Regions from separate parts of the Homo sapiens genome. Here region 2 is linked to region 1. Evidence: chromatin contacts called from ENCODE Hi-C data. All regions are on one chromosome and are shown on one strand. Each heading gives the region's core, a stretch centred on a gene start or an enhancer-like site at or near the end of the contact. The rest is flanking DNA. Distances are from core to core; before and after follow the strand shown.

The links. A loop is a pair of places that touch in the nucleus more often than their neighbours do. Pooled maps may share reads with other maps.
Region 2: a loop to region 1 is called in a map of CD8-positive, alpha-beta T cell, with 21 times the contacts of the local background. The contact joins two enhancer-like sites. A Hi-C loop is called at or near these places in 2 of 168 maps with a recorded cell type or tissue (CD8-positive, alpha-beta T cell and mammary epithelial cell), 1 of 37 single-sample maps with no recorded cell type and 8 of 50 pooled maps.

What each region holds. Positions count from the first base shown.
Region 1 is chr20:49,537,667-49,545,414 of GRCh38, forward strand. It overlaps PTGIS (prostaglandin I2 synthase), which reads right to left. Exons shown (of 10, transcript NM_000961.4): 4 at 6,639-6,782; 5 at 1,904-2,055. Among named protein-coding and RNA genes, the nearest start is that of PTGIS, 27 kb to the right of the region's middle. RefSeq lists an enhancer at 4,135-4,184 and a silencer at 4,640-4,916. Within about 2 kb of position 4,250, at least 3 of the 41 ENCODE cell types and tissues checked have a DNase peak (open chromatin) inside an H3K27ac peak, as active enhancers do.
Region 2 is chr20:50,067,260-50,075,007 of GRCh38, forward strand. No RefSeq gene overlaps it. Among named protein-coding and RNA genes, the nearest start is that of TRERNA1, 30 kb to the left of the region's middle. RefSeq lists a silencer at 4,061-4,300 and enhancers at 5,797-6,306, 6,307-6,816. Within about 2 kb of position 4,157, at least 3 of the 41 ENCODE cell types and tissues checked have a DNase peak (open chromatin) inside an H3K27ac peak, as active enhancers do.

The sequences.
Region 1 (7,748 bases), core at 3,000-5,499:
ATTGCTTGACCCCGGGAAGCAGAGGTTGCAGCGAGCCGAGATTGTGCCGCTGCATTCCAGCCTGGGCAACAGGGCAAGACTCTGTCTCAAAAAAACAAAAACAAAAACAAAACAAAAAACAGGCCAACAGCTAAAAGAAATGCACGTGTGCACTGAAAGATACGTACAAGAATGTTCACAACAACCTCTTCCTAACAGCTCCAAATGGGGGACTACTCAAATGTCTATCAACCAGGAATGGATAAACAAATTGTGGCATATTTCTTTAATGAAATACTATACGGCAATAAAAAGAACAAGCTGTTGGCCAGGCACAGTGGCTCACGTCTGTAATCCCAACACTTTGGGAGACCAACGTGGGAGGATTGCTTGAGCCCAGGAGTTGGAGACCAGTCTGGGAAACATAGTGAAACCTCATCTCTACAAAAAAATTTAAAAATTAGCCAAGCCTAGTGGCATATGCCTGTAGTCCCAGCTACTCAAGAAGCTGAGGGGGAAGGATCACTTGATCCCAGGAGATTGAGGCTGCAGTGAGCCGAGATCGCACCACTGCACTCCAGCCTGGGTGACAGAGTGAGACCCTGGTTCAGAAAAAAAAAAAAAAAAAAAAAAAAAAAAAAGGCATGCTGGCTCACTCCCATAATCTCAGCACTTTGGGAGGCCAAGGCAGGAGGATCGCTTGAGCCCAGGAGTTCAAGACCAGTATAGGTAACATAGCAAGACTCCGTCTCAAAAAAATTGTTTTTAAGACAAAAAACAAAAAATAAATAAAAACTGGACTATTGATCCATACAACAACCTGGATGAATCTCCCAACATCAAGTTGAGTGAAAGAAGCCAGGCATAAAAGGGCACATACTGTGTGATTCCATTTCTAGGAAGCTGAAGAATAGGCAAAACTAATTGGAGGTAAAAGAAACCAGTCCAGTGGCTACCTCGCAGGGGTGAATACTGGCTGGGAAAGAGCATAAAATGTTTAGATCCACTTCTCAGTGCATTTATTTATTTATTTATTTATTTATTTATTTATTTATTTAAGACAGAGTCTGGCTCTGTCACTCAGGCTGGAGTGCAGTGGCGTGATCACAGCTCACTGCAACCTCCAACTCCCAGGTTCAAGCTATTCTGCCTCAGCTTCCCGAGTAGCCAGGAATGCAGGCACCCGCCACCATGCCTGGCTAATTTTTGTATTTTTAGTAGAGATGGGGTTTCACCATGTTGACCAGGCTGATCTCAAACGCCTGACTTCAAGTGATCCGCCCACCTCAGCCTCCCAAAGTGCTGGGATTACAGGTGTGAGCCACTGCACCTGGCCTCTCAGTGCGTTTAGATGTGTGTGCTTTCCTGTATATAAATTATACCTCAGTAAAAAACAAGAAGTTAAAAGCTTCAAAAATAAAATAAAAATAAAAATAACACACATCTGTGTGTCTGTTTAGAGAAAGTGCTCCCAGGATGTACTCCAAGCTAGTGATGGTGGTTGCCTCTGTAGAGGGAAGTGGTGGGCTGAGGCTGGGGAGAAAGTGGAGCGCTCTTTTATTCTTCCCTGTAAATTATTCTATATGGCTTGAATTTTTTATAATCAGCACGAACTACTTGTAAAAACTTTTAAAGCAACTCAAACCTTAAAACACAAAAAGGAACACACACACACACAGAGATTCTCCAGCCCCACTCTAAATGTGCTGAATCAGAATTTCCACCAGGAACCCAAGCTCTGGTCCAAGCCCTGGCTCCCCACCATTGCGCTCTTGCATACCCCCAGTGATGGGGATCTTACTGCCTCCCTGGGCATTGGATGTCTTTCTGCCTGTGTTGCCTCTGGTCCTCTACCTTGAATTGGGCTCCCCCTCTGGGTCTTTCCATCCTCCCCCCCACCCACTGGGGCCCCCATGGTGCTTACCCACTGACAGGGAGCCACGGGCCAGTTTGGGGAGCAGCCGGTCGAGCTGGCGAAAGGTGTGGAAGACATCAGCTGAGTGGACGCGGTCCTGGGCCTGGCTTTCATGGGTGCGTGGCAGCGCCTCAATTCCGTAAAGAGTCAGGTAGCCGGCTCTGGGGGCGGCAGACAGAGGGTCAGGGGTCCTCCTGGGACACTCATGTGTGGCCACAGCTACTCACAAGAGCTTCATTCATACACCCAGTGAGCAACTACTAATCCTACTGTGCGCCAAAGACCATTCTGGGCACTGAACAGTCGGCAGTGAAAAAAACAAAAATCCCTGTCCTCAAGGAGCTGACCTCTCAGCACAGGGAGACAGACAACAGACGAGAGGATGAGTAAAATGAATAATGCGCCAGCTGGTGCCCCGCGGCACTGTCAGACACAAAGCTGGGTAGCAGGATGGGAGGGCGGGGGCTGTGGTGTCAGGTGCCAGGTGAGGGAGGGGCTGGTGTCAAGCTGACAGCTGAAGGCTGAGAAGGAGTCAGCCATGGGCAGAGCAGAGGGAGGGGTAGGAAGCAGAGCAAGCACCAGGTGTGATGTCCTGGGGCAGGAGGGAGCCCGGTGCTGGGGAGCAGCAAGGAGGCTGATGAGGCTGCAGCAGAGAGCTCGAGGGGACGGTGCTGAGATGGGGGCACAGAGAAGGGGAGGAGATGCCTGCTCCCAGGGAGGGATTCAGGGAAGACTTCCTAGAGAAGGGAGGGTCTGAGCTGAGATCTGCAGGATGATCGGGGGAAGCAGAAGAGGAACGTGTTCAGGCAACAGGCACAGCCTGTGCAAAGGCCCAGAGCTGAGAGTGCAACCGTGCCTGGTGGGAGAGGTGCCAGCTGTGGCTGGTGCAGGCACTGGAGCCGGGGTGTGAGGCAGAGGATGGGAGGGCCTGGGCTGTCAGGGCTGGCCACGCAAGGCAGGCATTTGCAGCAGTGAGAAGGTTGTGCTTGATCTGAGGGGCTCTGGGAGGCCCGAGAAGGAGGTCAGGGCCTGGTCAAGTGTGAAAAAGGGTAAGACATGGGAGCTAGCATGAGCTCTCATGTGCTCTCACTGAGGCACACTTACGCACACGCACACGCACACACACAGGACCACGCTCAGAGGACGCGCCTTCACCTCCAGCCCCCTTTAAATGCCCCAGGAGTCCAGCCCCAGCCCAGCGGGCTGACCTCAGTCCTGGGAGGGAAACTGCAGGCTTTCATTTTGTCATCTCTGCCTCAGCAGAGAGTCACAACAAAGAGACGCAACCAAAGCCCCGGGGCCTCACCCTCTCACCCTCCCCTTGAGCTCCTGGATCCCTGTGCAGACAAAGACCAGAGACCAGGATCTCTCAGGAGAGGGGTTTTCCCAGATGAAGAGAGAATGGAAGCAGGAATGAGGGTAGGTGGGGGCCGAGAGAGGCCTGCGTGGTCCCTGCTCTGTCCCTCACCTGCACAGTGGTGGCAGAAGTTGTAAAGGTGCAGCCCACACACTGGATTCAGTCCACAAATGTGTTTTATCAAGGGAGTTCCTAAAAACAAACTAAAGCTTCCTTCAAACATTTGGGGAAACTCACACAAAATCCGGATTTCCTGCTCATCTCATCTTGAAAAAGGAATCTGGCTGACCTGCGGTCCCACCTGGAAACCTAGCAGGAGCAGAGTTGCAGCCGCCCCTTTTAGACAGACACGTGCTTGCCAGGCCACTGCGGTACTCCCAAGGCCCTGTGGTCTCGGTGACACTGCAGTTGACACTGGTCATCATTTATCATCACACTTGCACTGTTGTTTTTTGCTAACTCAGAGAACCATTTCCCGGTACATATATTTCTACCAAAACAGGCAATGAAAAATAAACCAAAAAAGTAAACCGGCCGGGAGAGGTGGCTCACGCCTGTAATCCTAGCACTTTGGGATGCCGAGGTGGTTATATCACCTGAGGTCAGGAGTTCGAGACCAGCTTGGCCAACATGGTGAAACCCCCTCTCTACTAAAAATACAAAAATTAGCTGGGCATGGTGGCGGCACCTGTAGTCCCAGCTACTCAGGAGGCTGAGGCGAGAGAATCGCTTGAATCTGGGAGGCGGAGGTTGCAGCGAGCAGAGATCGCGCCATTATTGCACTCCAGCCTGGGCGAAAGAGCGAAACTTTGTCTTTAAAATAAAATAAAATAAAATGAAGGAAAAGAAAACAAAAAGAAAAAGTAAACCCAGAGGACCACAAGGTTTTGCTCTGTGGAAGCGAAGCCGGCAGCTCCATATCAAAAGAGCACGGCTGAAGACAGGATAATCCCATATGTAAATACACACACGACCCACAGGCGGCGCTAGAGCCACAAAGAAAAATAAAGCTGAACCAAGCTGGGTCACAGGAGGGAGCCATCACGAAAATGGGACTCAAGAAAGACCTCTCTGAGCAGGTGGCGCTCGCGATAAGGCTTAAACGAAGTGGGGTGGGAGCCACGCAGACCTGTGGGGAACAGCATTCCCAGGCAAGGGAACAGAAATAGCAAAGGCCACAAAGAGAGAGCGTGCCTGACCTGCTCAAGGGGCAGCAGAGAGGTAGGTGGGAGGAGGGGAGGCCAGGGCTACAAGGTGAGGACAGAGGAGAACTTTGGGTGTGACTCAGTGAGGCCAGGGCCAACACAGGCCAGGCTGGTGGGTGTAAGAGGTGGCACCTCACAGTTCGGGCTGCCTGAACCGGCACCCCTTTCACCTCTGTGTCCCTCCCATCCAACTGGCCCATTCTCTTTGTATTTCAGGGGCTGCTGATTGATGGCAGTGGAAAGGCCTACAGCTGCCAAGCCAGGGGGCAGGAGCTCCAGCCCAGGCCTCAGGCCCTGAAGACACAGTTACCGGGTTACAGGTATGGATTTACGTCTGATTCCCCCTGAGCTGATTCCCCTGTGCCTGCCGCTGTACCATGGAGCCTAGCCAGACCCAGCTGCCCCTGAGCCTGCCTCTCCCCAGCCTATCTCTCTCTGACTTCTTTGTCTGCACAGGGACCCAGGAGCCAGGAGACCTGGGAGGATCACTACTGTGAACTTGCTGGGTGGTTTCAGCTGGCCCTCTCTGGACCTCAGTCCCCATCATACAATGCAGGGTGGACCAGACCAGCATCACCCACACCAATTACAGCCCTTGACACTGTTTGCACCACCCCAGGGCAAAACAAAAAGAATGGGGACTGTTCGTGTGCTGAGAGCTGTGGCTGAGAGTGCAGACTCTGGGACCAGCCCTGTCCTGACCCCAACACAGGCCTCTGGGCAAATGACTCAGGCTCTCCAGGTCTCAGTTTTCTCATCTGTCAAATGGAATATGTAAAGTCCTAGCCTCCTAGAGCGATTGTGAGCATTAAAAGAGCTGAGACACGCCGAGTCTACACATATGCACACACATATCATAAATATACCCACATGCCCATATGTGTCAACGAATGACTGCCCTTTATCCTAGAACTATGTTGCTCTAATTTCTTGGAGGGGTTGAAATGTCCTTTTTTAAATTAAATTTAAATTAAATTAAATTCTGGTTGGTTAAGGGCATCACTAAAATCAGGGAGCTGTCCTTAACACCACTCTATCCCTCTCACTCACGCCCACGCTCCCCCATCCCCACCGCTGCCCCAGTCAAATCTTCCGGCAGAGCCAGTGAACTCTATCTCCAAAAGCTACCCAAATTCTCACCACCTCCCTGGGCCACCACCATTCTCTCACCTTGGTGACACCTGGCAGCCTCCTGCTAGGTCCTCCTGCCTCCCTCTCCACCCCTCCTTACCCCTACAGTCCATCCTCCATCCAGCAGCCAGAGGGGGCTTTCAAACTAAGTTAGATCATGTCCTGCCCCTGTGCAAACCCCTGATGTCACCCGATCTTACTCAGCATAATTTCCAAAGCCTTCCCTGACCTCCCGACTGCCTGAGGCCTGCTTCTGCCCACTTCTCTGACCTCCTGTCCACCTTCCCTCCTTGGCTCTTTATGCTGTAGCCACACTGGCCGTCTCTCTGAGCTTCCTCCCACCTCTGGGCCTTTGCACCTGCTGTTTCCCCTGCCTAGAGTGTTGGCGTGGTGGGCACTTTGCAGTTAGGTCTTGGCTCAGAAGCCAGACCCCCAGAGCATGACCCTGCCTCGTCAGTCGGCCTAAGAAAGCCCCCCAGATGCTGTCACCCCACCCGTGGATCTCTGTCATCGTGTTTATCACTCTCTGACATAACTCAATTCGGCCTCCCCCACTGGAGTGTCAGCTGTGTGAATTTGGGGACTTCATCTGTCCTGTTCCCTGCTGTATCCCCAGAGCCTGGATTAGTGCCCGGCACTGCTGAAGGAAGGAACGTTCGGTTGTGCAGTTTTTAACATACATTTACAAGACCAGATAAAAGGTTAAGGTCCCAAGTTGATCTCCCAAACATTTTGTTTTCTGTTCTGTGAAATCCCAAAGTCTGGAAGCCACAGGACAAGATGACCTCTGAAGTCTTGCTCTGTGACTTCCTCTCTGAATGACCTGTAAGGTCCCATTTCCAGCCAGTGTCTCCTTTTACAGTTCATGAGCTAGGTCAGATGAACAGCCGGGGCCCTGGTGCATGGCGTCTTTCCTACAGTCTTTGCTTTGGGTGTCTCAAATTGCTTCCCCCACCCACAGAGTCCTCACGGTTCCCTTGGCCACTGCTCATGGCTGACACAGGTCAAAGTGCCGGGCCCCAGCAGGAGGGTGGGGGCTGCACAGCCTCACCTGAGCAGGAAGCTGTAGGAGAAGTCGAGGAGACCCATCTCGTGCCAGCCACTGCCTGCTTCTGTAGCATCGCCCAACAGCACTGCATGGAGGTTGGTATACATGGCTTCTGTGAGTGCCTGGAGCTCTCTGTGGAGAAGAGTCCTGAGGCAGGAAACAAAAGCATGAAAATTTGGCTTCCAAAGGGAAATACACACCTACAGGCACCTCCCTCCCCAAACCTAAGGGTCCCAGAGCTCAAGCTCCCCATTGGCAAAGAGGTCCTGCGGAAGAGTAGCTTAAATAAGAGGATATTATTATGACTGTCATCGTCAACAATAGTTCCCATCTGTTATACTGAGCCTAATCTCATTTCGTCTTCAGACAAACCTGGGAATAAGAGTTACTATTATGACACCCATTTTACAGATGGAGAAACTCAGAAACAGAGAGGAAAGTGACTTGCCCAAGGTCACACAGCCAAAGCGGGACTGAAATCCTGGTCTGCCCAACTCCAGCATCTGAATTCTTAACCAGGAGAGTCTTTCCCTCCCTAAGGCACACAGCTTGGATAAGGGACCCATAGCGTTCTGGAAGAGAAGGAACTGAAAAGCAACTCATCTCTCCCTGAAATCTAAAGATAGGAAGATCTGTTGGAATAGCTGTGGTGTTCCCTGACTCAGGACTGCCAATAAGATGTGACCCTGGCCAGGCATGGTGGCTCCCACCTGTAATCCCAGCACTCTGGGAGGCCAAGGTGGGAGAATCACTTAAGTCCATGAGTTCAAGACCAGCCTGGGCAACATAGTGAGACTCCATCTCAACAAAAAATAAAATATTAGCCAGGGGTGGTGGCTCACACCTGTAGTCTCAGCTACTCGAGAAGCTGAGGTGGGAGGATCGCCTGAGTCTAAGAGTTCAAGACCAGCCTGGGCAACATAGTGAGATTCTGCCTTTACAAAAATAGAATAAATACACAAAGAATCACTAGCCAGATGTGTAGTAGGTGCCTGTAGTCCCAGCTACTCAGGAGGCTGAGGTGGGGAGGATTGCTTGAGTCCAGGAGTTTGAAGCTGCAGTGAGCTATGATCACACCACTGCACTCCAGCCTAGGCAACAGAGTGAGACTCT
Region 2 (7,748 bases), core at 2,907-5,406, 530 kb after region 1:
GGCTGGTCTTGAACTCCTGGCCTCAAGTGATCCTCTCACCTCGGCCTCCCAAAGTGCTGGCATTATAGGCACGAGCCACTGTGCCCGGCCACTGATCAGTTCTTACCTCTTCTGGAACACCAGGTCCAGTGCCATCCTCTGCCCCTCTGGTCTACTGCAGTCAACTGCCTGCTTCCAGCAATGCCCCGTGGTCTGTTCTCTGCAGGAAGCTAGAGGGAAGCTAGAGGTAAAAACCTGGAGCACATGCGTCCCTCCTCTGCAATGGTTCCCATCTCCCTTGGAGAAAAAGATGGATCTTTGAAAGGCCCTGTAGGATCTGCCCCACCACTACCCCTCCCCCACCCCATCTCCTAAGCCTCCTCCTCCCTCCCTGACCCTGTACTCTGCTCCAGCCACACTGGCCTCCTGGTTGTTTCTCCAACAAATTAGGCATGCTCCTGCCTCACGGCATTTGCACTGGCTGCTTCCTCTGCAGGACACATTCTTCCCCCAGATGTCCACATGCCTCACTCCCTCACCTCCTGCAGGTCTTTGCTCAAATGCCACTTCTCAAGCATCAGGCACCTGCCCCCATTCCAATTTTCAATGGCACCTCTGCCCCACCCCATCCCCTATCCCCCTCCCTGCCTTGTTTCCCTCTATAGCATTTATCACCATCTCATCTTCTACATGGTTTACTTTTTCATCTGTTTACTGTTTCTCCCTAGTCCTTTGCCCTGACTGTCACCATTCCCAGAACATCCATTTCACGAGGGCCGCGTTTTCTGACTATTTTGTTCCCCGCTGTGTCTGCTGGGCCTAGGGCAGTGCTGGGCACACGGTAGCTGCTCATTAAATATCTGTGGAATGGGCAGCTCTGGAGTGTGGATACCAACATGCCCCTGGTGAAGCGGGAGCTCTAGGATTTGGAATCAGCCTGTAAGCTGTAGAGGGCAGTGCCCTTTGGATGGCACAGCCAGGTAGGCATGTTCCCAGCAGGGGTTTGTGGGAAACGGCTGTGGAGGGTCCTGGTGTCTACAGTCAGATTCCCAGGGCAGGATGCTGACAGATGGGCCATGGCACGATGGGGAGGCCAGGTGGTGTGGCTGGGTCCGGCTTTAAGCCTCTGGCCACCGTGTCAGGTTTGTAAAGCAAAGGGTCAGGAAGGCACCAAGGGCAGTGTGGCCGGAAGTGAACGGCCCAGGCTTCTGGGAAGAAAAAGAATTACATTCCAAGGAACCCATGGCTTGGGCGCCTGAGCCACTGGGGGCAGGGAAGAGTATGAAAGAGGCAGGGCTGGCGTGGGCAGATGGTGGCCTTGCCTGAGGTTCAGAGTGGTCAGGTCTGTAGGTCAGGGTGACCCTGGAGAGCTGGGATTTGGACCAGGTCAGGGGAAGTGTCCCCCAGATTGTGAATGGCTGGGGCGTGGCAGCCAGTCCACAGCTCCTGCTGCTGTTGGGAGGGGAGACCCCCACTCTGGGCTGGGGTGCAGCTCAGGGAGCCCCGGAGCTGACTGAGCCACTTCCTTGTGCCAGGCGGTGTCCATGTCCACCCCCAGGGCGAGATGTGGGCAACCAAGCCAAGAGAGGGGGCTGCCAAGGCCACAAGCTCATCCATGTGTCCATTTATCCATCTGTCCATTTATCCATCTGTCCATTTATCCATCTGTTTACAGAGTGTCTATTGCATGCCATGTGCTGCAGACTCTTTTTTGAGACAGAGTCTAGCTCTGTTACCCAGGCTGGAGTGTAGTGGCATGATCTCGGCTCAGTGCAACCTCCACCTCCCAGGTTCAAGCGATTCTCCTGCCTCAGCCTCCTGAGTAGCTGGGATTACAGGTGCCCACCACCATGCTCAGCTAATTTTTGCATTTTTAGTAGAGACAGGGTTTCGCCATGTTGGCCAGGCTGGTCTCGAACTCCTGACCTCAGGTGATCCACCTGCCTCGGCCTCCCAAAGTGCTGGGATCACAGGTGTGAGCCACTGCGCCCAGCCCCTGTGCTGTGGACTTAATGTGATAATGTGACTTGCATCTTACCGCCCAGGGCCTCTGCTCTTGCTGTTCTCTTGGCCTGGAACAATACCTACCAGACTCCAGGGCTGGCAGCTCCTCCTCACTTGGGGTCACCTCCTCCAAGAGGCCCCCTGCCCACTGCTGCCTGCCTGCCCTCTGTTCCTTTACTTGGGTATGTGCTGAACGCCTGGAAAAGAACCTAGTGCATTTCCTTCTTTGTCTGTTGTCTAACTCCCCCATTCAAATATCAGCTCCACGAAGGGAGGGTTTTGTCTCATCACTGCATGTCCCTACACACGGTATTTGGCACACAGTAAACACTCAATGAATGCTTGTTGAATGAATGAATGGACAAATGAACAAATGGAAGCTCTACTGGGGAAGCTCAGGGATGGAGACTGGCTCCTAACCCAGAGGGAGGGGATGTCCTGGGTAGCGCAGTCCTGGAAGATGCAGTCACTGGTAAACTGAAGCCTAAAGAAGCTCAGGCAGGCAGGTGAAGAAACCAGGGGGATGGTTTTGTTTCAAAACACCTTCCTCCAAGGGAGGAAGAGGTGAGCTACCTCCAAGGTTGCTCAGAGGTGGAAACTGTGATTAAAAATAAAAAAGGCGGCCAGGCATGGTGGCTCATGCCTGTAATCTCAGCACTTTGGGAGGCCAAGGTGGGCGGATCACCTGAGGTCAGGAGTTTGAGACCAGCCTGGGCAATATGGTGAAACCCCATCTCTACTAAAAATACAAAAAGTAGCCGGGTGTGGTGGTGCACACCTGTAGTCCCAGCTACTTGGGAGGCTGAGGTAGAAGAATCGCTTGAACCCGGGAGGTGGAGGTAGCAGAGAGCCGAGATAGCGCCACTGGACTTTAGCCTGGCGACAGAGCAAGACTCCATCTCAAAATAAATAAATAAACAAATAAGGCTAGAAGTGGTGGCTCACGCCTGTAATTCCAGCACTTTGGGAGGCCAAGACGGGAGGATCGCTTGAGGCCAAGGGTTCAAGACCAGCCTGGGCAATATAATGAGACCCTGGCTCTACAAAAACAAACAAAGCCTTTAATTCATTGCTACCATAAAAATCGAGACATTTCACTACATCCTGATGTCCCTGTCTCTCTTGAAGACTTGGAAGATTTGGCCATGTGGGCCAGCATTCTAGAGGCAAAGGTGGTCAGTCCTGTGTTCTCCACAGCCCCTATCAGGTCCTTGAGGTATGTGAGCTTCAAAGCCTTGTATTCACAGCATGACCCCCACTACCCCCACCTGCTGGGTGACCTTGGACAACCCTTTCTGAGTCTCAGCTGGTCCTTGGCAAAAAATGGGTTGGAGGCCAGGCATGGTGGCTTACGCCTGTAATCCCAGCACTTTAGGAGGCCAAGGCAGGAAGATCACTTGAGCCCAGGAGTTTGAGACCAGCCGGGGCAACACAGCGAGACCCTGTCTCTACTAAAAAAAATTTTTTTTTTTTGAGACTGAGTCTCGCTCAGTCACCCAGGCTGCCGTGCGGTGGCGTGATCTCAGCTCACTGCAAGCTCGCCTCCCGGGTTCACGCCATTCTCCTGCCTCAGCCTCCTGAGTAGCTGGGACTACAGGCACCCGCCACCACGTCCGGCTAATTAAAAAAAAAAATATTTTTTAATTGGCCAGTGGCCTGCACCTGTAGTCCCAGCTACTCAGGAGGCTGAGGCAGGAGGATTGCTTGAGGAGGAGGTTGAGGCTGCAATGAGACTTGATCATGCCACTGCACCCCAGCCTGGGTGACAGAGTGAGACCCTGTCTCTAAATGAATAAATAATTAGTTGGGCGTGGTGGCGCCCACTTGTAGTCCCAGCTACCCGGGAGGCTGAGGAAGGAGAATCGCTTGAGGCCAGGAGTTGGAGGCTGCAGTGACCCGTGATCGCATCACTGCACTCCAGCCTGGGCGACAAGAGACCCTGTCGCAAAAAAAAAAAAAAAAAAGAAAGAAAGAAAGAAAGAAAAAGGGTTGGAAGCGCACTGGGGGAAAAAGCTTGCCCACTCCGCTTTGGGAGCCTCCAGCAGGCTCCCGCTGTGCCAAAGGCACACACCCAGATGTCCGGTGGTCCACCCCTGCCCCGGCGGTCACGCCTGTCCCCTCCTCCAGCCCCAGCCTCGGGTCGGCTGAGAGATGACGCGTGGCCCGGCCCAGCCGGAGCGTTGGTCCCTAGAGCGCTAGCGCCCTCTGCTGGCCAAGGGCGGGCGTGCAGGCCCGAGCCAGAACGGGGAAGCCGGGCGCCAGGAGAGCGGGGAGGAGCTTCACTCTTCTGGTCGGTGAGATGGGGAAGAGCAATAGCGAATACATAAGCAGAATACACCGAAAGGAAAGGAAAGAACAATAGCGAAATAACATTTACGGAGGGGTGCTCCGTGCCGAGGACTGCAAGAAGCCCACACCATGTAAAACCACACGTAATCCTTAGAATAACCCGGCGAAATGGCAACGGAAACGCACAGAGAGGTTAAGGAGCCCTCCCGGGGCCACACAGCTGGTAGTGGAAACGGCTGACTCCTGGGCCTGCACTGGCATCCACCGAGGCGGAGAGAGGATGTGAAGGTGTCACCTCCGCTCATTCACTCATGCATGGCCTTCCAGCCAGCCATTCACCCATTCACAAGTATTCACTGAACACCTACTGTATGCCCAACATTGTGTGAGATGGCAGGAACACAGCCGTGAACACAATTGGCCTCATCCCTACCCTCTTGAAGCTGACATTTTAGTGGGGGTGGGAGGGGGCAGATAATAAACATGAATATATCATTAACAGCTGGGCCAGAGGCCAAAGGATAAACCTGTATGCGCTCGCTGATGTTACTCAGGCTCCTACCCCAACATGATTTTTTGCCGCATCTGAGCCCTACCTGTACTTTTACTTGACATTTGCTCCTAGATAATTGGTTTTTACTTAAGTGTATATATATATGTGTATATCTATATCTATATCTATATCTATGTATATGTTTATTTATTTATTGAGACAGAGTCTCGCCGTGTTGCCCAGGCTGGAGTGCAGTGGCACAATCACGGCCCACTGCAACCTCCACCTCTTGGGCTCAAGCGATCCTCCCACCTCAGCCTCCCGAGTAGCTGGGACTACAGGTGTGCAACACCATGCCCAGCTAATTTTTGTATTTTTTGTAGAGAGGGGGTTTTGCCGTGTTGCCCAGGCTGGTCTCAAACTCCTGGACTCAAGTGATCTGCCCACCTTGGCTTCCCAGAGTGCTGGGATTACAGGCATGAACCACTGTGCCAAGACAAAGTTGCTGGGTTTTTTTTGTTGTTTGTTTGTTTTTTGAGATGCAGTCTCACTCTGTCTCCCAGGCTGGAGTGCAGTGGCACAATCTCGGCTCACTGCAACCTCCGTCTTCCAGATTCAAGTGATTCTCCTGCCTCAGCCTCCCTAGTAGCTGGGATTACAGGCACGCACCACCATGGCCAGCTAATTTTTGTATTTTTAGTAGAGTCGGGGTTTCACCATGTTGGCCAGGCTGGTCTCAAACTCCTTGACCTCAAGTGATCTGCCCACCTGGGCCTCCCTAAGTGCTGGGATTACAGGCATGAGCCACCGTGCCCGCCTGCCGAAGGGTATTTTTAAAAGGGAATTTCGGCATGGTGAAACTCTGTCTCTACTAAAAATATAAAAATTAGCCGGGCATGGTGTTGCGCACCTGTAGTCCCAGCTACTTGGGAGGCTGAGGTGGGAGAATCGCTTGAACATGGGAGGCAGAGGCTGCAGTGAGCCGAGATCGCGCCACTGCACTCTGGCCTGGGCCACAGAGCGAGACTCCATCTCAAAAAAAAAAAAGGGGGGGTGGTGGGAAATCTCATATCACCACACCTACCCAACCAGTATCAGTTGTCACCTATCAGACAGCATCCTGGACTGAGGGTGAGGTATTGACATCACTGTTATATTAATCAATGTCCTTGGCATGCCACATCAGTTCCCCTGGTTCCTGGCAGGGGCACTAGAATCTCCCACTGGGAACCCCAAGATGAAGCCAGCCCCAGGGCCAGGCCTAGGGAATGAAGGTGCCATCAGCTTCTGAAGAAGGTGGGTGGCCTCTCCAGGATCCTCCAAGCCACTGTGGCCTGTGCTTTCTCTGGATTCTGCTGGTGACCCTGAAGAATCTGAGGCACAGGCCTTCCCTGGCCAATCAGAAAGCAGTGGCTTCCATCTTAGCTTCCTGCCCACCATGGACAACCCTGGGTCGTGGAACCCCCGTCTGCTCTCTTTCATGGCTGGCAATGGGTGTAAGGGGGACTTGCTCAGATCTGATTCTCAAAATTCCTGCCAGGGAAGGCCAGGCTTCTGAGCCAGTCCATCTGTTGCCCCCTGACCCAGCCACCCAGCTTCCCTGCATGCAGGGCAGAGGGAACAGGAGGCCCCACGGGGCCACTGGGACCCCTCCCTTGTCACTGCCAGTGGCCTCACAGGTCCATGTGACCCACCAAGAGAGGAAGGCCAGGCCCAGCCCTGAGGAGTGATTCATTCATTCAGTTTACACAGTCAGACTTTGTGCTGGACACTGTTTGTTGTTGTTGTTGTTTTGTTCTTTGAGACAGGGTCTCACTCTGTCACCCAGGCTGGAGTGCAATGGTGTGATCTTGGCTCCATGCAACCTCCGCCTCCCGAGTTCAAGTGATTCTCCTGCCTCAGCCTCCGGAGTAGCTGGTATTACAGGTGTGCACCACCACGCCTGGCTAATTTTTGTATTTTTAGTAGAGACGGGGTTTCACTATGTTGGCCAGGCTGGTCATGAACTCCTGGCTTCAGTGATCCTCCCACCTCACCTCCCAAAGTGTTGGGATTACGGACTTAAGCCACCGTGCCCGGCCTAGACACCATTTTTTATTTTATTTACTTATTTATTTATTATTATTATTATTATTATTATTTTGAGACAGAGTTTTGCTCTTGTCTCCCAGGCTGGAGTGCAATGGCGCGATCTCGGTTCACTGCAACATCCGCCTCCTGTGTCCAAGTCATTCTCCTGCCTCAGCCTCCTGAGTAGCTGGGATTACAGGCACCTACCACCACACCCAGCTAATTTTTTGTATTTTTAGTAGAGACAGGGTTTCACCATGATGATCAGGCTGGTCTTGAACTCCTGACCTCAAGTGATGCACCCGCCTCTGCCTCCCAAAGTGCTGGGATTATAGGCGTAAGCCACCACGCCAGGCCTATTATTATTATATTTTGAGACAGAGTCTGGCTCTGTCACGCAGGCTGGTACAATGGCTTGATCTTGGCTCACTGCAACCTCCGCTACCCAGGTTCAAGTGATTCTCCTGTCTCAGCCTCCCGAGTTGCTGGGATTACAAGCACGTGCCACTACGCCCAGCTAATTTTTGTATTGTTAGTAGAGATGGGGTTTCACCATGTTGGCCAGGCTGGTCTCGAACTCCTGATCTCAGGTGATCCACCCACCTTGGCCTCCCAAAATGCTGGGATTACAGGCGTGAGCCACTGTGCCCAGCCTTCAACACTATTTTTAACACTGGGTTCATGGCAGTGAAGAAGCCAGATGAGGCGCCCACCTGCAAGAGGGACAAAGGAATAACTACTGCAATGAATGAGATAGTTAAAATACACTGGGCATGGGAGTCCAAGGCGGGTGGATCATTTGAGGTCAGGAGTTCGAGACCAGCCTGGCCAACATGGTGAAACCCCGTCTACCAAAAATACAAAAATTAGCCGGGCGTGGTGGTGCACGCCTGTAATCCCCAGCTACTCGGTA